Regions from separate parts of the Homo sapiens genome. Here region 2 is linked to region 1. A link is a contact called in ENCODE Hi-C or POLR2A ChIA-PET data. All regions are on one chromosome and are shown on one strand. The core of a region is the stretch at or near the end of the contact, and the rest is flanking DNA. Distances in the headings are between cores, read along the strand shown. Region 1 overlaps STK24 (serine/threonine kinase 24). Region 2 overlaps STK24 (serine/threonine kinase 24).

Evidence for each region. Hi-C counts contacts between places; a loop is a spot of excess contacts on that map. ChIA-PET counts read pairs that join two places held with the same protein, here RNA polymerase II (POLR2A). Pooled maps may share reads with other maps.
Region 2: a loop to region 1 is called in a map of B cell, with 3 times the contacts of the local background. The contact joins two enhancer-like sites. A Hi-C loop is called at or near these places in 18 of 168 maps with a recorded cell type or tissue (B cell, CD4-positive, alpha-beta T cell, CD4-positive, alpha-beta memory T cell and 14 more), 37 of 37 single-sample maps with no recorded cell type and 21 of 50 pooled maps. POLR2A ChIA-PET finds 5 or more read pairs at or near these places in 31 of 52 experiments (A549, AG04449, AG04450 and 24 more).

The regions. Positions count from the first base shown.
Region 1 is chr13:98,473,905-98,480,867 of GRCh38, forward strand. STK24 (serine/threonine kinase 24) reads right to left here. Exons shown (of 11, transcript NM_001032296.4): 4 at 1,346-1,454; 5 at 917-1,074. Among named protein-coding and RNA genes, the nearest start is that of FARP1-AS1, 42 kb to the left of the region's middle. RefSeq lists enhancers at 2,254-3,453, 2,495-2,594, 2,605-2,754, 2,905-3,124, 3,331-3,625 and 2 more. Within about 2 kb of position 2,392, at least 31 of the 41 ENCODE cell types and tissues checked have a DNase peak (open chromatin) inside an H3K27ac peak, as active enhancers do; they include B cell, CD4-positive, alpha-beta T cell, GM12878 and 4 more, where a contact is called at or near this core.
Region 2 is chr13:98,505,715-98,512,677 of GRCh38, forward strand. The region is part of intron 2 of STK24 (serine/threonine kinase 24); the gene reads right to left. Among named protein-coding and RNA genes, the nearest start is that of STK24, 68 kb to the right of the region's middle. RefSeq lists enhancers at 213-812, 813-1,412, 1,413-2,012. Within about 2 kb of position 3,942, at least 29 of the 41 ENCODE cell types and tissues checked have a DNase peak (open chromatin) inside an H3K27ac peak, as active enhancers do; they include B cell, CD4-positive, alpha-beta T cell, GM12878 and 4 more, where a contact is called at or near this core.

The sequences.
Region 1 (6,963 bases), core at 1,142-3,641:
TGGGAAGTTTACTGGGTACTGGGAAGATTTCTGTTTAAAAGCAGCAGCAAGGTTCGGCCTATATGCATATCTGAGTTAGGTATTTGTTTGCTCAGAAACTTGGAGCCCAGGAAAGCCAATTCTCCGTGGATCATGTGGCCTTTTAACTGTGTACAGGGTCCTAAGAAGAGCAGACTGTGCGAACTGAAGTTAAACCAGAGCCCTAGGAGGCAAAGTCCCGGGATTTTTTGTCCCATCTAACAGAGTTCACAAAAGTGGAGGGCAACAGAGAAAAAGAATATGAGAAAAATTAGGAGAGTGTCCCTAACACAGGACAAGTAAAAAACAGTGGGAAGAAAGGGTTAGGGTTTCATCACATGTTGACAAGGACAGGCTGGGAACGAGAATCCTCAGAACTAAAAATAATAGGAAGACCCTGCAGCAGTCACTCAAAGCACTGTTCTTCCTCCATTCTCACGCTTCCGTGGACTCCCTTTCTCTTGTGGGAGCCCCTTTCTCTACAGGCCCCTTCAAGGTTGCCGATTCCACGCACTTGCACTTCGACCCCCAGCTGTGCCCAGACAGCAGGTGGAGCCCCTCTGCAACCGCACACGCCTCCACCCCTCACCACCATGGCCCTTCAGTTCCTCCCACCCCCCTCCAAACCCGCTCCATCCTGTGTCCCCGCTGCCACCAAACAAACATAGCCTGAGTTAAAAACCTCGATCATGGTGGGCTGGATCAGCACAGGGTATTAAATGATACAGCAGGAGACAGAGGAGAAAACTGTTCATAACCAAGGTTGAAGAATTACCTTTATGACCTACCTCAAGGTACCAGCTTCGTTCCAACTTAGAAAAGCTACCAGGCTAAAGAACAAAAGGCGGGAGCCCTCCAGGCCTCGTGAGGCACGGCGCCGCCCTCACCCTCCCCTCACCTTCGAGTCATAGGCCGACTGTTTGATGACCTCGGGTGCCATCCAGAATGGGGTGCCCACGAAGGTGTTCCTTTTGATCTGGGTGTCTGTCAGCTGGCCAGCCACGCCAAAGTCCGCCAGCTTCACCTCGCCATGCTCAGACAGCAGGACGTTGGCCGCTGCAAAAGAAAGCCAAGGCGGCCCTGGGCGGTGCGGACTTACAACTCCGTGCACTGCCACAAGCGCGTCTTCTCCCTGGCTGGGTGGCGAACCCACCGAGCACAGGCACCGGGGCTACACTTTTTGTCAGACCCCCTCAAAGCCAGCCCAGCCCAGGCAAGGCAAACGTGCAGGACAAATGGGCGCCAGCACCTTCCCTTGAGAAGTCTTCAGGGCAACCCCACCACCACCTTCAGTATTTCAAAGGAATGAAAACGGATGTCCTCTTACCTTTAATGTCTCTGTGGATTTTCTTCTCCGAATGGAGATAATCGAGTCCTTTCAGTATTTCTCTTAATATAGTAGCGATCTGGGTTTCATCTAATGGGCCAGGTTCTAACTAAGAAGAGAAAAAAATTCTTAAAGTTACTTAAATGATTATCTTATGAAAAGTTTGAGATAAAACAGAAACACTATCCATGTTAATGGACAAGGGTAATTAAAACCTGAAATCTTCTTCACTTAAAACACATGATTTTGCCCTAACAATTACAGTCCACTGAGGGACCCTTAAAAAAACAAAGGGCCCGAGAAAATGGCTTTGCTCAATGAAGCCAAGCCAGCAGAGAAGCAAAGAGGAGCCAATGAGGAAGCCCGCAGCCCCGCCTGCGCCTGCAGCTGACCACAGGGCGACCCCCTGGCCATGGCAGGGGCGGGGCGCAGGCTGAGCCAATGAGGAAGCCCACGACCCGGCCTGCGCCTGCAGCTGACCTCAGGGTGCCCCTCTGGCCATGGCAGGGGCGGGGTACAGGCTGGGGATTTCACTCCAGGAAACGAACAGCCAAGAGACAGAGCAGCCAGGATCTGTCCTAACATATGTGGTTCCCTTACCAGAAGGCTCACCCCTGGTACCCAAAAACACCCAGGAAAGAAGGCCTAGGAGCCAGGCGCCTCTGAGGATATCCTTGTATTAGAATTTTTTAAATCTGCAGTTAAAGCTCCCCAACTTGGGGGAATGCAGCTGAAAGAGCTTAAATCCTAATAGTTTGGGATTTGTTATATAATAGATATTATATAATAATAATAACTATTATATTATCCCTAAGATAATAATTACCTCTGAAAGCTTTTATTCTCAGAAACTCAAAATAATTGTTCCTATTGACTCCTTTATATCCACAACTATATCAGATGAAAGGAAGAAATGTCAGGTATCCACATCTCCATTTAAAAGGAAAGGAAAACCAGGCTAACAAAGGCTCACTTCAAACCAGACGGGAAGCCCCCCCCCGCCCCCTGCAGAGTGGGGCAGTCAGTCACAAACAGTAATTCCACAGATGACAGCAGCAAAGCCACCAGTGCTCCCCGGAACCACAGAAACGGAGCCAGACAGAGGGCAGATGTCTAATCGATGCAGGTAGGGTTCCCCCAAATCATGGTCCCCCATTCTTGGTTTTCAGACTTGACAGTGAATGTCTTCACAGCCCACACCCACACATTTTAGCCAACAGGAAGATACAATCTGGGGCCTTTCACTTAGTTTTAAAAAGATAAGAAATGTGCTTTAAGCCAAAGGGGATGAAAACTAGGGCGCTCCTCCACAGGAAGCATCCGACTCAGGCGTGCACATCTCTGGGACAGAGCCCGACAGTCCTTGCGTGCCTCAGCTCCTTCACATCCTGTTCCACATCCGGAAGTACTTGTGGGGTGCAGTGTGGGGGCAACCGAGACAGCCCTTGTCACCGAAACCACAGCCTGACTCATACCTGGCCCTGCTTTCCGGCCCATGGGTGAGCTGTGCTGCCTTGGCTCGCAGGCCTGCCCTGGTCTACACAGCAATCCCAGGGTCAGGGCCACTCTCAGAGGTGGCCTCTCCTCACACACTGGCCTCGCTGGGACTCTGGCCTGCCTGGCAGCAGACACACCTGGAATCCAGCCACCCCTGGCCTTCTCCACCCAGGACCCAGGTGCAGAGAATGCACTTGTCGCTTTTAGTTTGACCGCACACATATGCTCAGAGAAGGTCAAAATGCCCATCTCCATCGCCTGCCAGAAATTGTCCCAAATTCCAATTAAGATATTGTCCAAAAGTTACCTCAGACTAAGGCATTACGCCACAGACTCTGTTCCCCAGAAAGTAGTTTTTTCCCAGTTACCTGAACAAAAGTCTTATTTATAAGAAATGCATATCAAAACTACTATTCTAAAGAACACAATCAGGAAAACTATGCCTTAAGTCAGCTTTCTCCACATCTATTTTTCAGTGTTCATAGAATGTAGAAATTTTAATTTTCAAAATGAGGAACACAGACTTTTCTCATCACCTGGGTGGACAGTGGGGAGGAGGATAGAGATGCCGGAGTGTTTGCTTTTGTTCATAATGCTGGAGTGCAGGAGAATCCAGTCGACCAAAGATCAAAGTCATGTTAGAGGCCAGGCGCGGTGGCTCATGCCTGTAATCCCAGCACTTTGGGAGGCCGAGGCGGGTGGATCACCTTGAGGTCGGGAGTTCGAGACCAGCCTGGCCAACATGGTGAAACCCCATCTCTACTAAAAACACAGAAAAATTAGCCGGGCATGATGGCACATGCTTGTAATCCCAGCTACTTGGGAGGCTGAGGCAGGAGAATCGCTTGAACCCAGGAGGCAGAGGTTGCAATGAGCCAAGATCGCACCATTGCACTCCAGCCTGGGTGACAGAGCAAGATTCCGTCTCAAAAAAAAAAAAAAAAAGTCACATTAGAGTCGGGTCCCATCTCCCATCTCCTCCTTCACCAAGTCTGTGCCCAAGCCGACGATCAATACCTGTGGTTAGATCTGGACTTAACCACCTCCCTTCCATTACCAAGTCTCCCAAAAGCAACGGCAGAGCGGCCTGCTGTCATTCCCAAAGGGCGCTAAGAGGAAGAGGTGAGGAACACTCATGGAAAATCCTCCCCTGGATAATTAAGGGCTGGCTCTGTGATGACTGTCTGCATGGTTCTGCCCTTTTAAATCTGCCCTGAACACCATCCATCATTGACTTATATGCCCATGGGGAACGAGGAGGAAGGGGAGAAAAAGAGATAAAACTCTCCTTACTTGGGGGGAAATCCTTTCTGCGTCAAAATTCACTATAAAGGGTATTCGGCTGCTGTCTACCCCCCAGAGTGCCTCATGAGCAGCTCGGACCAGGCCAAGCTCTCCAAGTCAGCAGCTGGTGTTCGCCATTGCGACCATGCTCTCCATCATTCAGGCACTTGCAGACTCTTCAAATAGGACCCAGGAAAAAAACCTAGACCACATCCCACCTCTGTGTGACTTCTAACTCCCCCTCCCCGAGCCTGTCCTCCCCTGCTTCGAAGCTCTGTAACAGGGACTATTGGCCGGGGCACTCAGCCACAACAAGAAACCACATTTCCCAGACTCTGAGCAGCAGCCTGTGGTCAGGTGACTAAGACCTCGCCAGTGGGTCAGACAGGAGCAAATGTGCCCCATGCCCCTGCTTGGTCTTGGCCCTGAAGCACTGGCAGTGGGAGAGGACAATGGCTGAAGACCAAGGGAAGCCTGGGGCTCCAGATGCTGAAGCCACCCACCAGCACAGACCGTGACGGTATGGACCAGAGCCACTGACCCCATGTGCAGGGGGAGAAATAAATTTCTATCTTTTGTGAGACACTGTTTTAGAGCTGCTATGATGGCAACTTGGCCTAAACATTAATGAATATGCCATCTCATTTCTTAAAACCCATGTCGTGTACTCATTTTTTAAGTCCGTCAAACATCTCTGCCTGATTAAGTGACTGGTTTATGTAGCATTGTCCCTTTGTAATTAGATTCCAAGGTTGTCCCTCGGATTCTCTGGCAACACTGGCTGATCTTTTAATCAGCTAAAACCTTCTGGTCTCAGGCCCTCTGTGGCTCATCCTCACTCCAGCTCCCCCATTCACCTCCCTCGCCTGCATTGTTTTCCTTGTAAGGAAGGAACCTTCTAACAAACGGTGTAATTGACAGACCTCCCCACCAGAACTCCCCAAGAGCAGGACTTTCCGCTGCTGTGTCCAACGGCAATAATCCCCAATGGCCAGAGCAGCCCCTGACACGCGGGAGGCACACAACTCTATGCTGAATGAAAAATGGTTTCCCTCCCCGGGCTACAAAGACAGACTGCATTTAAGTTAGGGTGTCTTGGACTGTGTGATACTTCTTATGCTCTTCTAAGTCAGGGCACCCTACAGGCAAGGCGGCTGGAACTTGAGAGATGACTGACTTGAGTAGTTTTCAAGCTATATTCCAAGAGCCCAGCGGCCTTGGGATCATATAGACACTTAATTTCCATTTACCATTTTATTTTAAATTTTTTTAAATCAACGGACTGAGCACACACTCAAATATGTGCATTCAAAATAAAATGTGTACCTATTTTCTATTTTATATTCATGGCTCTTAATAATACTGTCTCTAGTCTCCACCTGAAATCCCAAATTTGCATTTTTTAAAAGTTAAAAAGCACCTGGAGAGCGGAAAAGGTGGCTGCTAAGGGATGCACCCCTGCCAGCTGAGGGATGCCCATGCCCAACAGCAGACCTGGGCTCATCCCAGCCTTCAAGTCCTAAAGCCTCTCTGCTTCGTCCTTCGCTCTGATACGTGGGGCCCGAGATTTATGTATATGCCATGTTGTCTGCCACCCAATTTTTAACTTGGGGCAAAGTCACTTCCCCTCTCTAGGGTGCCCCAGGCATCTGTAAATTTCCAGATGGACTTCCAGTTCCCCTCAGCTCCGGGAGACCCTTGCACCTCGAGGGGGCCCGGTGCTGTGGATGTGGGAAAGAAGCAAAGACTGCAACAGCTCCCAGCCTACCTCCAAAACACCCCTTCCCAAGAAAGTGTGGCCTCTTTGAGGGGCTGAGAGCAGGCCAACAGAAAAGGGTAAAGATGGAGAAAGACAACAACATCAGAGGTTGGTAGAGGACACTGCGGGGTCAAGGGAGGCCACAGGCTCTGAGCTGGCAGAGCAAGGGTCAAGGCCCAGCCCTATCTGCTAGCTGGGACCCTTCAACCCTGAAGGTCTCCTAGCTGAGACCCCTCACCCGTGAGGGTCTCCATTCCTGCACCAATTAAATGAGACGATTAGGGGCATTCAAAAAGGAATGTCTGTCCCTTGTCACCAGCACTCCTTAAGCAGAAGTGAAAAACAGTTTGCTGGAAGTCTCACACTATGTGGGATTTTTTAAGTGGAGAGTTTTACCCTTCCTTCCAACTGTAATATCTAAAATTTCACAGACTGCAATTCAAAGAAATCTGAAGGTTATCACCAAATAAATTATTATATCATTAAATATGAACACGCTAAAGCATTCCTGGAATTGCTCTTCTGAAGGACTTAATGTTGGAAAAAGAATCCCTGTAAACAACTTCGTATATGCTACAAATGAAATTCACTTAGATAATAGTAAATCTAATTACATAAAATGAGGTAATTTTCTACATTTCTGTAGTATTTCCCAACAGGGTGAAAAAATGAAAAGCTCTTTATGTGTACATTTATGGAAAGGAACCAAAATAAGTTGTAAAAGTAATCCCACTACATTGCTGTTTTTCCCTTTTTAATATAATTTTATACCATATTAATTTTTCTTGAAATCTCCCTTTTTAATACCATTTTTATCAATTATTTTTATGGTTTATAATAATATTTGATTATGTAAATTGGGTACGTTAGCCTTCTGCAGATACATATAGTTTCAGAAGTTTATCTTCCCAAAACAAACTATCAATTGCTATTATTACTGTGAGAAAAAAGTTTCATTTTATTCTAGAATTAAATTTTTTACAGAGATAGGATTTTGCTATGTGGCCCAGGCCAGTCCTGAACTTCTGGGCTCAAGTGATCCTCCCACTTCAGTCTCCCAAAAGTGAACAGACTGTAA
Region 2 (6,963 bases), core at 2,692-5,191, 33 kb after region 1:
AGCCACCCAATGTCAAAACATCAACACTTTCTAACTAACTGCACAGCTAGCAAAAGTATTTATGTATGTTCTATTATATATCAACACATCATTTCCTTGAAAAAATCTGCTTTTCCCGGGACAAAGAAATGCCTGCAGATACTTGATCCTTGTCACTACAGAAATGTGAATAATGGAAATCAGAATACTGTTAACAGTTATCTGTATATCAAACATACAAAGAAAGGAAGACAAAAAAATCTTTTCATGAAGAGTTTTCTGTATCTCTGTTTTAAAAGTTTGATTCAAATATATGTTTTAGATAGCCAATCAAAAAAGGAGAAAAAGCTTACCTACAAATTAATTTACTTCTCTAAAGATGAACTGCCACAGACAAAAGGACTCGCCAAAACACCAATTAAGTTTTACGTCTAGTAGCTTTTCAAAAGGCAAAAATCTAAACCAGTCACCACTCCAGAAACGACTAGGAACTAACTCCAAACACATCAGTCAATTCTCTAGAGCCCGACGGGTCTGAACTGTCAGACAAAAAGAGCAACGTTCTCACGGACCCTGTGCTAGGATGCAAAGGTGACAAGGAAATAAAATACAGGTCGTCAGGAAGGATACAGCTTTTCAGACAGCTGGATTCCTAATAACTGGAACGGCTGCAATGAGAACAAATGGAATCACCGCCCAGATTCATAGGCAACCGTGAACATCCACAGGTGAGGAACACAGCAGTGCTAACGAAGGAAGGTGCAGGACCACAAAACCAAAACGAGGCTCCTGGCAGCAGCTGATGCGAGCACAGGAGGGGAGGACAAGGACTGCCCTGCCGAGCTCACAGGGCAATGTCTCCCGTAGCCGAAGCAGCTCCTCCGTTATCAATCACACAGTGCAATTTCCCACTCAAACACAAAGGACAGACTTGTGGACCCTGGCTAAGCTTCCGGATCTATGTCAAAGTGGGGCACAGCTACCGGCACCAATTCAAATTCAATCATTTAATACATATGAGTACAGAGGTGAGCATCGGCGAAGCACTAAAAATGCACTAAAACCACGGACACGTGTTAGGCAAGAATTTCTCCTGCTGAACTACCCAATAAATACGGTGGCCGTGAGTAAGAATTCAATGCTAGGACAAATACAGTCTTTTGAAGATGTGACCTAATACTCTCAGATTCCAGGCAAGTGTGAAACGGTGACCCTGGGCCAGGAGCCCGCAGGCCCGTCTTGCTAATTTGCTCAGGCTTTCAGGGGAACCTCACTGGACACATGCAAAGGGCGTGCTGACCTGTGAGCAGAGGCCTGAGTGCAAAGGACGGTGCTGGCCGACACTAGGCCTCTGTAAATGTGCAGCTGGGCGGGAGAGCCAGCGAGGATGCCTCCAGCAAGGCAGTGCCACTGTGTCTGCTCCACCCGATTCTCCCTCCTCAACTTTGTAAAATGGCTGAACTATTGAATAAATATCTGAAATACCCTCTGTAGAAGGAGAACACACCACTGGAGAGAGGGAATCCGGTAAGAAAATGGGGGAGAAGTACTTAAGAGGACAACCGTCAGGTGCAGGGAAGCTAACGGTAGACCAGGAATGAGGAAACTCTGGCCCTAAATCCCAGCTCAACAGCCAAAGGGCTGCAAAAGCTTTGAAAGCCTGAGCAAATTAGCAAGACAGGCCTGCGGGCTCCTGGCACAGGGCCAACGCTTCACACTTGCCTGGAATCTGAGTATTTGTCCTAGTGTTGATAGTAGAAGAAAAGGAAATCACTCAGCTTCTCTGGGCCATGGTTTTCTAGCCTAGAGAAAGAAAGATAAGGGCTAGCCACCTCTGAAGGCCTTTCCAGCTCTAATTATCTTTGGCTCTGATTTCTCTGACTTTACACAAGGAATACCGTATCTTAGGGCCAGCTGAGCCAAATCAATTACAGACTGCAAATAACTTAAAAGACAAGTATGCCCAGTGTCTGCAGATGAGGAAACAGAGCCCAAAATTAGACTACCACACTCCCTGGCTTCATTCCCAGCCAGGACGGGATATCCTGAGGCAGGTCTCCAGGTCTCCAGATCTCCAGAGCACAGAGTCAGGAAGGCGGGAGACAAACAGAAATGTGATGGTAAAGGCAGCCTCCCCTCTAACTAGGTCTTGTCTCTAGCTTCTTTTATGACACTTCCCAAAAGCCCATTGCAGATCTCTTCCCCCAACCCTAAAACCTCTATTCCACCAAGTCAAGCTCAAGTGGTGTTATCCCATAAACCCACATGGCCCAAAATGCAACAGGGAAAGTACCAAAGGAGAATTCAAACACCAATGCATAACAAGTGTTTGACATTACAATAAACTCAAAAATATAAAGAAACACGTAGCCTGCAATGACGGTCCCAGCTACCCAGAATTCTTCCTGCTCCCCACCGCTTCTTGCTACTTCAAATACTAAAATATGAAAGGCTAATTATAAAGCTAATAGAAGAAAAAAAATAAATATATTTGTAACCTATGAGAAGCTGATGTATTTCGTATACAGGATCCCAAAAGCAGAAATCATATAAGGTGAAAAACTGATGGATTAACTACATTAAAATCAAGGATTTTTTTCCCCAACAGAGGACGCTTCAAAGTTAAAACTAGTGTGATAAAGTCAGAGAACACACCTGTGGTATCAAAAACCAACACTAAGAGACAAGAAACATAGTAGGAAATTTCACAGAAGAATGTATGTTAATAAACAGCAAGAGTATTTGCCTACAAGTAAACCACTAGCCTTTCAGGGTCAGCAGAAAAGAATGCCAATTTAAATGCAACTTACACCACAAGCCCCACTGGAGAGCAGAAATGCTACTTAGAATTTCTGTTGGGACAGAAGATGAGATCTTTCTTGGTAAACTTATTGCTATTGTCCGGGAAAGTGAGGGTGGGAGGAACAGGGGGTATTTTAAAGGGGCCAGGGGCATGTCTGTGTACACAGTGTCTGGTTCCATGCCATACGAGCTATGGCAGAGAGAAAAAGCACTTTCCCCTAACTCTCAGAAAAGGTGGTCTTAAATCAGAATGAGTTAACTTTGTAACATACCACAAACTAACCTTCAGGGCCACGCCTCATATTTTATTCCCATGAAGCTCCCACTTAAAACAATTCACACCTTCTCTGCTTTGAAGTCCATTCTTCAGCTTTGCCAATTTCAAAGCTGTTTCATCAGTTCTCAAAGGGATGGTCAAGCTTGAGGAATGTGACTAGCGCTGGTGAGACTCACAAGAGCTCCTGTTCACAGACTAGAAATAATTTGTAATGAATTAATTTGTAATGTGGCTACCAGGCCAAAACATATAGTTTTGGGCACCCTTTTTTAGTTTCACAATACTTCATAAGCCTAATTATCAGACAATTATTTCCTGACTAGAAAATTGAAAGGGAATTTGATAATCACATGTAATAAACACATTAAACTATAGAAAACTTCCTAGGAGATATGAATTCAACAGAATAATCCTAATGGTTAAGAACATACATAGATGCTCAAAGTTATGATTAATAGAAATGGAAATAAACATAAAATACTGTTATAGCTAAGAGATTGGTGAAAGAAAGTTTTATAGTATCAATGTTGCCAAGAACGTAGACAAACCATGCTCAACACAATTAGCCATGATTAGTCATGAGGGAAATGCATGTGAAAACCATGAGATACTGCTTAACACAATTTTAAAAAAACAAACAAGGGGAAATTGAAACCTTCATTCACTACCATGAGAACATAAGCCACTACTGAAAACAGTCTCAACAGTTCCTCAAAAACAAAAAAAAAAACCAGTTCCTCAAAAGGTTAAACATAAAATTTGTATATTACAGTAAACTCTTCAAATTTTATGTTGCCTTGGCATCCATTTTGAATACAAGTTTAACTTTCTCATACCAGAAGCAGGGCTTAGTCACCCTTGACACGGTCTCCAGTTCTAGACCACACCCAAAAGGCCCAGCTCGCTGGCCAAGATAAGAACTTAGAGGCATCTCCTACACCCAGCAGACTGAGCTCCCCATGTTCCATCTGCTTCCTTTAAACAGAACACTCAGGCCTGCCCGAGAACTTACAGAGCCCCACGCCCTGTTCCCTCTTATATAATGTATACTGCCAGTTGTGCACACTCTCTCTGTCGCTCTCTCTCTCTGCCTGACTCTTCATTCTTGCCTTGTGTAACCCAGGACAGAGGACTGCCTCCTGCCCAGGATATGTAAGTAATAAGTCTTTGAACTTGGATTTGACCACGACATATTATATGTAATATCAAAATATCACATGTACCTCAGATATCTGTACAATCATTATGTAGCCATTTTTCAAAAGCATCTTCTAAAATATATGTTTGAACTTGCTTCCTGTTGTGATGGTGTACGGACTCTGTACCCTCCATCCGAAGAACCAACCACATTACCCCAGGACGTGTGGGAGCAAACAAGGTTGGACTCCCAGCACCAGAATGATGGCCAGGTAGTCAGACAAGACCCACAGGGGTGTCCGTCAGTATAAACAAGTTTCCCGAGTCGGGGCTCAGACCATTATGCGTGAGCCCATCCACCAGGTAAAAGAAGCATCCTGTGAAAGGCACACGGTCATCACCCACATCCAGCTGCCTTTCAGTTCCCCTTAGGGAAGGGTCGCTAGCTACTCTGATACTGGAACCCAATTCAGATGGGGGCTCCCAAAACACATTTGACCCAATAACCCCACTCCCAAGTAATACATCCAAAAGAAAGGAAAACATATCCACACAAAAACTTGTACACGAATGTTCATGGGAACAGTATTCACAACAGCCAAAAAATAAAAACCCAAATATCCACCAACTGATAAATAGATAACAAAGTGTGGTCTATCCACAGAATGGAACATTATTCAGCAATAAAAAGAGCTATTGACACATGCTGCAACAGAGCCCTTGAAAACATGCCGCGTGAAACAAACCAGACACAACAGGACACATGTTCTATAATTACACTTATATGAGGTGTCCAGAATACGCAAATCTATAGAGACAGAAAGGAGACTCGGGAATCTGGGAAGAAATGGGAAGTGAATGATGATGGGTAGAGTATCTTTCGAGGGGATGAAATGTTCTAAAATTGTGGTGATGGCTGCACCGCTCTGTGATATACCAGAAACTCTTGAATTGTATATTTTAAGTGGGTGAATTGTAGATCGGTAAAGGTTTTTATTTTTTTACTTAAACACAGAAACAAAAACCCACAGCTAAACCAGGCATTTAGCTGGTAAGGCTATTCCGAACAACCACACGGTAGTATTTTTTCCTTACTAATAAAAGAGATAGACAGTGTCTCACTCTGTTACCCAGGCTGGGGTACAATGGCACAATCATAGCTCACTGCAGCCTCGAACACCTGGGCTCAAGTGATCCTCCCACCTCGGCTTTCCAAAGTGTTGGAATTACAGGGTGAGCCACTGTGCCCGGCCCCATATTCCCACATGGTAGCATTTACCTAAAATGAATATCCTACTCCAAACTCTAGAGTACTGACGGGAAATAGTAAGCGTCTTAGGACAAGATACTCAAAAATCATAAGTCATTAGGGAAATGCAAATTAAAACTACAATGAAATACCATTCCACACCTACTAAAATGGCAAACATGAAAATTACTGACAGTACCCCAAATGCTGGTGGGGATGCAAAATTATACAGGCACTCTGGAAAATTAAACAGACATTAAATAGAAATTAAATACCTATCCTACTCATAAGTATTTGCTCTAGAAAAATGAAAAACTTATGTTCATACCAAAAAAGTGCATCAATATTCATAGCAACACTGTTCATAATCACCAAATTCTGGAAACACCCACATGTCCTTCGATAGGTAAACCTGGTTATACACACCCTGGTGCCCTACTTAACAGTAAAAAGGAACAAACAAGTGACACATGCATGAACACGGAAGGATTCCTCAGGCATGACAATAACTGAAAAACGCCACTAACAAAAGCCACTAACAACAGATGTGTGATTCCATCTACGGTGCTCCGGAAAAGCCAAAATGCTAAGGACTGATCAGTGACTGCCATGGGCGGGGGATGGTTCAGGAATTCTTTGGAACGTTGGCATTGTTCTGGTCCCATGTGTGGTGGTACTTATAAGAATCTATACATATGTTACAACACATAGGACTATACATCCAAGAGTGAGTTTTACAGTAATTTTTTTTTTTTTTTTTGAGACAGAGTCTCGCTGTGTCACCCAGGCTGGAGTGCAGTGGTGTGATCTCAGCCTCCCAGGTTCAAGCGATTCTCGTGCCTCGGCCTCCCAATTAGCTGTGACTACAGGTGCGTGCCACCATGCCTGGCTAATTATTTTTGTATTTTTAGTAGAGACAGGGTTTCCCCATGTTGGCCAGGCTGGTTTCGAACTTCTGACCTCAAGTGATCCAATCGCCTCAGCCTCACAAAGTGCTGGGATTACAGGCGTGAGCCACTGTGCCCAGCCTACAGTACATAAATTTTTAAAAATGTTATGGGGAAAAACAAACCCATACATACACCATACACAAAACCATGTTTTCTCTATTGAAGACACACAGATTAAAACAGAAAAGGATCTTACATAGGTCGATGATGATGGTGCCATGAACTGCAAAATATGAAAAACTCAACTCTTACCTGAGGTCCATAAATAGAACAGAGAGAAAGAAATGCAACCAGAAAATGAGCAGCAATTGACTTAGAGCGAAACAGGTCATTTTATTGGCTAGAAAGGAGTCCAAAGCTCAAAGAGGCTACTGGGAAGAGCCCTGCTTTAGCACTAAAAATACACATCATGTCTACCGAGAAACAAAAACAAAACAAAAACCCTAAACACACACAAAGTAAGTTTTTTTTTTTTTTTTTTAAAAAGGGAAAGCAAGGTACCAGCCCCTAACTTGCTTTCTCCTTCATTAACACTACTCTAATGAACAAGGTCAAAATATAAAGCCAGA